Linked DNA regions of Homo sapiens: regions 2 and 3 are each linked to region 1. A link is an interaction called in ENCODE POLR2A ChIA-PET data of the cell type or tissue named here. Cell type or tissue: HepG2. All regions are shown on one strand.

The links. ChIA-PET counts read pairs that join two places held together with the same protein. Peaks named below come from ENCODE experiments on the same cell type or tissue, not always from the same donor. Only the 100,000 strongest peaks of a DNase experiment are listed, where the experiment ranks them.
Region 2: POLR2A ChIA-PET joins it to region 1 with 5 read pairs; 4 of 35 experiments call an interaction of 5 or more read pairs at or near these places.
Region 3: POLR2A ChIA-PET joins it to region 1 with 5 read pairs; 4 of 35 experiments call an interaction of 5 or more read pairs at or near these places.

The regions. Positions count from the first base shown.
Region 1 is chr1:52,078,840-52,081,339 of GRCh38, forward strand. All of the region lies in intron 3 of BTF3L4 (basic transcription factor 3 like 4), which reads left to right. Among named protein-coding and RNA genes, the nearest start is that of BTF3L4, 24 kb to the left of the region's middle. In HepG2, no CTCF peak of the experiment used is centred here; a DNase peak (open chromatin) is centred at 1,402.
Region 2 is chr1:52,304,713-52,307,212 of GRCh38, forward strand. The region is part of intron 13 of ZFYVE9 (zinc finger FYVE-type containing 9); the gene reads left to right. Among named protein-coding and RNA genes, the nearest start is that of CC2D1B, 60 kb to the right of the region's middle. In HepG2, a CTCF peak has its summit at 2,025; DNase peaks (open chromatin) are centred at 1,199 and 1,669.
Region 3 is chr1:52,327,578-52,330,077 of GRCh38, forward strand. The region is part of intron 13 of ZFYVE9 (zinc finger FYVE-type containing 9); the gene reads left to right. Among named protein-coding and RNA genes, the nearest start is that of CC2D1B, 37 kb to the right of the region's middle. In HepG2, no CTCF peak of the experiment used is centred here; a DNase peak (open chromatin) is centred at 1,234.

The DNA.
Region 1 (2,500 bases):
TCTTTAGGGAAAAAAAAACAAATTTTGACCTAAAGGGGATGTTTGGTTGAAAAAGAGACCTCAGTGCTGGTATAGTTGCTAATTTAATAGTCCTTTTTATTTGGCTGCTCCTTGTTCTTATATTGTACATATATTATATGGCTTACTCAAACCACACAGTATAAAATCACTGAAAGAAGTGAAGTCTCGATATTAAATGCATATAATTTGCTTTATGACTTTAACAAGTTCCTTATCCCTTCTTTTACCCAAAATGGTAGGAGAGGTGTCTAACTGGTCTTGTTCAGCCAAACAATTCATCGTTTGATAGTTTATAATAGCTCGTGCCCAGAAGCTTTATATAACCATGTCATTTGCTCAGAAGGAAGGAATGTTAGAAATAAAATAATTTGAATTAGTCGGGCATGGTGGCACACACCTGTAATCCCAGCTACTTGGGAGGCTGAGGCAGGAGAATCGCTTGAATCCGAGAGGAGGAGTTGCAGTGAGCAGAGGTCACATCACTGCACTCCAGCCTGGGCAACAAAGTGAGACTCCATCTCAAAAAAAAAAAAAAAAGAAAGAAAATATTCTAGCTGTTTTACCTTCTAGTATTTCTCTATATTCTAAAATTAACTAAACTCTCCATCCCTTTCTGGACCTTTCTATTCCTGAAGCTGCATCTTTTAGACCACTCCATTTAAAACAGCCATGAATAAATTTATTTATGTTTCACAATCTGAGATGGAATTCATCTTGCTTTTCACACTAAACTCAAGCATATTTCAAACTAGAAAGACCTATATATCAGGGTGTAAAATATAACAACATTTAGCCTTCAGAAGAGAAACTTGAACATAAGAAAAAACTCCATGAGTTTGTTTATTGTTTTTGGCTCCATGTTAGCCTCTTGTTTTGTAGCCAATAAGATACATTTTATCTATATACCTGTGTTGTTTTTCTTTTGTGTTCTCGATTTGGCCTATATCCTGAAATAAATCATTCTCTGACAAGCTCTCATGAGGCCATGGAATTTTCTTTTTCTTTTCTTTTCTTTTTTTTTTTTTTTTTGAGACAGGGTCTCGCTCTGTCGCCCAGGCTAGAGTGCAATGGCATGATCTGAGCTCACTGCAACCTCTTCCTCCCGGGTTCAAGCGATTCTCCTGCCTCAGCCTCCCAAGTAGCTGGGATTACAGGCACCCACCACCACACCCAGATGATTTTTGTATTTTTAGTAGAGATGGGGTTTCACTATGTTAGCCAGACTGGTTGTGAACTCCTGATCTCAGGTGATCCACCCGCCTCAGCCTCCCAAAGTGCTGGAATTACAGGCATGAGCACCCAGCTGAATTGAATTTTTGTAGGCAAATAAGCGTTTTAAGTATGAGAATGATTTAGTAGGAAGGAAACAAGAACAAGTTGGGAAACCCAGGTTAAAGTCCTCGGTTTGCACTTAACAAGCTATTTGTCCTTGGGTATGTTGCTAACAAAGAGCTTTTGTCTTCAGTGTTTATTTCTTTAACATAAAGGATTTGAACTGGAAGACTTCTAAGTTCAACAAATATATAGCCTGAATTTTTTGAACAATATTGATTTCAGATTTCTTGTGACTTTAATGTCTGTAAATAAAAAAAAAGTCTCAGATTCCAATATTTGAGACTCTGCACCCAGAAGCATTTTAGAAATCTTTGGTTTTTTGGGTTTTTTTTTTTTTTTTTTTTTTTTTTTTTTTTGAGACGGAGTCTGACTCTGTTGCCCAGGCCAGAGTGCAATGGTGCGATTTCGGCTTACTGCAACCTATGTCTCCCAGGTTCAAGCAATTCTCCTGCCTCAGCCTCCTGAGTAGCTGGGGTTATAGGTGCCTGCCACCATGTCTGTCTAATTTTTGTATTTTTAGTAGAGACAGTGTTTCACCATGCTGGCCAGACTGGTCTCGAACTCCTGATCTCAGGCAGTCCACCAGCCTCGGCCTCCCAGAGTGCTGGGATAACAGGCGTGAGCCACTGCGCTCGGCCTTCTTTTTTTTTTTTTTTTTTTTTTCTGAGAAAGTCTCACTCGGTAGCCAGGCTGGAATGCAGTGGCACAATCTCAGCTCACTGCAACCTCTGACTCCCTGGTTCAAGTGATTCTCCTGTCTCAGCCTCCCAAGTAGCTGGGATTACAGGCACATGCCACCACACCCAGCTAATTTTTGTATTTTTAGTAGAGAAAGGGTTTCACCATGTTGGCCAGGATGGTCTCTATTTCCTGACCTCGTGATCCACCCGCCTCAGCCTCCCAAAGTGTTGGGATTACAGGCCTGAGCCACCGCGCCTGCCCTATTCTTTTATTTTTTTGAGAAAGAGCTTCACTCTTGTCGCCCAGGCTGGAGTGAAGTGGTGCGATCTCACCTTACTGCAACCTCCGACTCCTGGGTTCAAGCCACTTCTGCCTCAGCCTCCGAGTAGCTGGGATTACAGGCACCCACCACCATGCCTGGCTATTTTTGTATTTTTAGTAGAGATGGGGTTTCACCATGTTG
Region 2 (2,500 bases), 230 kb after region 1:
TGGATTTGTGAGCTCAGTTCTCAGCATTATTATGAGAATGACCTCTGTGAAGAAAGCTTTTAGCCATGACTTTCCACGTGATTTTTTTTTTTTTAAGGATATTAGAAAATAGTAGCTAGAATGTGTGCTTACTTTTTTCTGGGATACAACTAGCAGTCTTCAGCATTTAGATAATCCTGCCTTGGAGTATCAAGGAGTAATCGATGAGACTAGGTAGAGTCAAATCTTTAAAGTGAACTATTTGTAGTTCACAGATCTTGCTCTGTTGCCCAGGCTGGAGTGCAGTAATGCAATCTTTCATGGCCTAAAGAATTTTAAAAGAGATTGTGCTTTGAAAACCTATTTTATTTCTCAAATTTGAAATATTATTGTCTATTTCACAAACATGTATTAAATATATTCTGTGATTTGAAATATAAAGATGAGATAAGAACATTAGGCCTGCTGGCCAAGCGCGATGGCTCACACTTGTAATCCCAGCACTTTGGGAGGCCAAGGCAGGTGGATCACCTGACGTCAGGAGTTTGAGACCAGCCTGGCCAACGTGGTGAAACCCCGTCTCTACTAAAAATACAAACATTGGCTGGGTGCCTGTAATGCCAGCTACTCGGGAGGCTGAGGCAGGAGAATTGCTTGAACATGGGAGGCAGAGGTTGCAGTGAGCTGAGATCTCACCATTGGACTCCAGCCTGGGCGACAAGAGCAAAACTCTGTCTCAAAAAAACAAACAAACAAAAACCTTATGCCTGCTTTCGGAGCGTTTGCTGTCCAGGAAAATGATGGCATCAGTGGCCTGTCTGGAGTGGCTGCTGCCATCATGCTGGCTGCAGCAGGGTGGTGCTGCCAGGGCTGCATACTCCGTGGAGCCTGTAGGAGCCGGGGACAAGTGGGAGCCCCACCCCTTCCGAGTTGGTGGGGTGGGCCTCCCAAGGTGCAGCTGCCCAAGTTATGGCTGCAGACCTGGGCCTTCTGCTCCATGGAGCAGGCAGGAGCTCCCCCCTTGCAGGCACAGCTGTAGCTACCCGAGTTGTGGCTACGGACCCAGGCATCCTCGTGCTTGGGAAGGCCCCCCTCCCTTACAGCCCTGGAAATGCCTGCTCCTACTGCCTGGCTTTTCCCTGCTGTCAGCACCCACTCCAATCTCAGAGCAAAGTCGGGGCAGTGCTGACACACCAGTGCCCTGCCGCCTTGGCCCCCTCTGGACTTTGGGCACTGACAAACATAGGAAGTAAGCTGATGGGGGATGTGTGCAGCTCAATGCTGGCCTGCAGACACCCCATGGAACCTACAGCTTGGGCACCATGAATAGCAGGAGGCAAACACGTTCCTGAGCAGAAGAGGCCAGGTCCCCGATGAGGTTCCACCTTCAGGCTAGGAAGGGCCTGAAGGCTGGGGGGCCAGGCCACCAGTCCCATGGACTGTAGTGGGAACTTGGGGTGCCTTTTCTCAGCCTGCCCATGGCTGTCCATGCACCAGTCGGTGCATGCTTCCCCTCCTCTGAGGCCTGTAAAAGCCCTGGGATCAGCTAGAGCTGAGCAGACATCGGGATGACCAGCTGCAGAGAGGAGCTGCCCACTCCAGGGTCTCCTCTCTGCTGAGACCTGCAGACGCTGAGATGACCAGCTGTAGAGAGGAGCTGCTCACTCCAGGGCCGCCTCTCTGCTGAGAGCTGAATACTCGATTTGACAACCTGCCTGTAGAGAGGAGCCACCCACCCCAGGCCCTCCTCTATTACGTCACTCATAAAGCTCCTCTTCACTTTGCTCACCCTCCACTTGTCTGCATACCTCATTCTTCCTGGATGCAGGACAAGAACTCGGGACCTGCCAAATGGCAGGGCTGAAAGAGCTGTGACACAAACAAGGCTGAAACATGCCCCTTGCTTGCCACATTGCAAGTGAAGAGAAGGAGAGAAGAGCTGCAGCCCTTTGGGGAACCCAAGCTTGGGAGCTCCCTGAGCCAGGGCTGTGACTCCCTCTTTGGGGCCCTGTGGTTACTGAAGTCTCCAAGCTTCCGAATGTCACCACATTCCCTGGTGGCAGCTGTGGAAGCTGCTTGCGGTGCACCTGGTCCAGCTGCAGCCTGGCAGAGAGCCAGGGCCTGTGCAGGCACCTGGAGCTACCTGCCTCACTGCAGCAGCCAGCATGCCTGACTGTGTGCAGTGGCCGGAACCCACGCTTGCTTTCTCACACACCCCTTGCTGCTCCATGCCTGGCTCACCCTTGACAGACATGGGATCCAGGCTGGTAGTGTAAGCCTAGCACAGCCTGCCAGGCTGAGTGGCCGGAACAAGCCCAGCAGGCCTGAGCAAAACTCAGGCAAAGGCACCACTGGCCACAGAGCTTTCCAGCCAGAAAAGCAACACACCAAGGATCCTGTAACAGTTAGATGATCAGATGTCATTCCCAAGCAAATAACATATTGCTATCCTTGATGTTTGCGAGGTAGTGCTGTGTGTTTAGAAATTTTGTTTGTACAAGTATATCTGTAAAAGCTGAGG
Region 3 (2,500 bases), 250 kb after region 1:
GAGCGACAGAGGGAGACTTGTCTCAGAAAAAAAAAAAGTCTTCATGCTGAAATTGGCATTTTCAGGGGACTACTTTTTCAGGTGCTTGGCCATGGGAGAAGAAAAGGGAAGGTAGGCCGGGCGCGATGGCTCACGCATGTGATCCCATCACTTTGGGAGGCCGAGGTGGGTGGGTCACTTAAGCTCAGGAGTTTGAGACCAGCCTGGCCAAGATGGTCAAACTCCGTCTCTACTAAAAATACAAAGAATTAGCCCGGGTGGTGGCGGGCGCCTGCAGTCCCAGCTACTTGGGATGCTGAGGAAGGAGAATCGCGTGAACTCAGGAGGCAGAGGCCGCAGTGAGCCAGGACCACACCACTGCACTCCAGCCTGGCCAACAGAGCAAGACTCTGTCTCAAAAAGAAAAAAAAAAAAACCCAAAAAGAAAATAGTAATGCAAAGCCTCAGGGATGGGAAATGGTAGGCCATCAGGAAGTAGTCCTACATGTAAGCAGCATGTAAGGATACTGTAGGAGGGAGGCAAGATTTGGGGTTAGAGCATAGGAAGCTTGAGATTCTGAATGGAGGACAAGCTGGAGAAGATGTGACATAGAGCTGTGCTTTGATAAGTACGAAAACATTGTATGTGATGAATCAGAACTGATAGAGATTCACTGTAGGAAAACCAGTTACAAGGTCATTATGTCCAGAAAAGAGGCAATTAGGCCTTGAACTATGGTGAAAATAGGTATAGATACAAGAACATTACAGAATTTGAATTGACAGCAGAATAACACAACCAAAATGGATAGTCAAATATTTATATCATTATATGACTAGTGTAAGTTTGTTTTATGGTCAGTAAGGTCCTTTGAATCTCTTGAAAACTCTGCTCTTGTTGTAACTGAGCATTATCTTAAGAGAAAATATATTCATTTATCTCTAAAGAAATATGAAGTTTCTTTCATTGGACTTGTAATTTACATCCAAGGAAATGATTTCCTTTGAGGCCAGCTAATTTATTCAGAATGTCTGGATTGAAAATGTTTCTTAGTCTGCTTAGTGTAGACAAAATTAGAAACCACTTTAGCCTAATGATTCGGAAGAAATGATTTCTTTAAAATTGTGATCATCTCAGTTTCTTTCATGTGATACAAATGTAAATTGCAAATGAGAACCTAAATGTGTCTGTCAGTTGGCTTTGCTAAGCAGAAATCTTCTAGCTGACTCATCCTATTTACAGAAGAATTATTTCAAAGTAACCTTTGGAAAACCTGGGTAGAAGTGGTTTGGATTAGTGAGGTTGATAAATATCAGTGTAAGAGGAGTATTCAATTATAGTTTGGATACCTCTGGTGCTTTGGAAGAGTTATAATAAAGTAAAGCCAAGAGATGATGATGATGCCTTAGAGTTGTATGGATACAATACCTAGGAGTAAATTTAACCAAGGAAGTAAAAGACTTGTACCCTGAGAACTACAAAACGTTGCTGAAAGTAATTAAAGACCTGTGTAAATGGAAAGATGTTCCATGGATTAGAAGACTTAATATTGTTAAGATGTCAATATTAAAAGTGATCTACAAATGATTCATTGCAAGCCGTATCAAAATTTCAATGGCCTTTTTGCAGCAATGGAAAAGCCAATATTCAAATCATCTGTAATTGCAAGGGGCCCTTAATAGCCCTTCGTGGATGTTCTTGAAAAAAGAAGAACAAAATTGGTGGATTTATACTTCTCAATTTTAAAACTTACCCTTACCTCACATTATATATAAAAACTGACTCAAAACAATCAACCAACAAACTAAATATAAGAGCTAAAACCATAAAGCTATTAGACGAAAACAGTAATCTTTCGTGACCTTGGATTTGGCATTGGATTCTTAGATATGACCCCAAAAGCACAAGCAACAAAAGAAAAAAAATAGATGAATTGGATTTAATAAAAATTAGAAATTTTGTGCATCCAAGGACATTAGCAAGAAAATGAAAAGACAACCTATAAAATGGGAGAAAATATTTTCAGATCATATCTCTCATAAGGGTCTTAAGAATTCTTACATATCGGCCGGGCGCGGTGGCACATGCCTATAATCCCAGCACTTTGGGAGGCCAAGGCTGGCGGATCATGAGGTCAGGAGATCGAGACCATCATGGTTAATACGGTGAAATCCCGTCTCTACTAAAAATACAAAAAATTAGCCGGGCATGGTGGCCAGCACCTGTAATCCCAGCTACTCGGGAGGCTGAGGCAGGAGAATGGCGTGAACCTGGGAGGTGGAGCTTGCAGTGAGCCTAGATCGCGCCACTGCACTCCAGCCTGGGTGACAGAGCGAGACTGTCTCAAAAACAAAACAAAAAAAAATTCTTCCGTGTCAACAGCAAAGACAGCAAGGCAAAGTGGGTATGTGCCTGTAGTTCCAGCTACTTGGAAGGATAAGGTGGGAGGATCAGTGTCAACCTGGATAACATAACATAACATAACATAACATAGCACCATAGTCTCTAAAAAAAAGACAA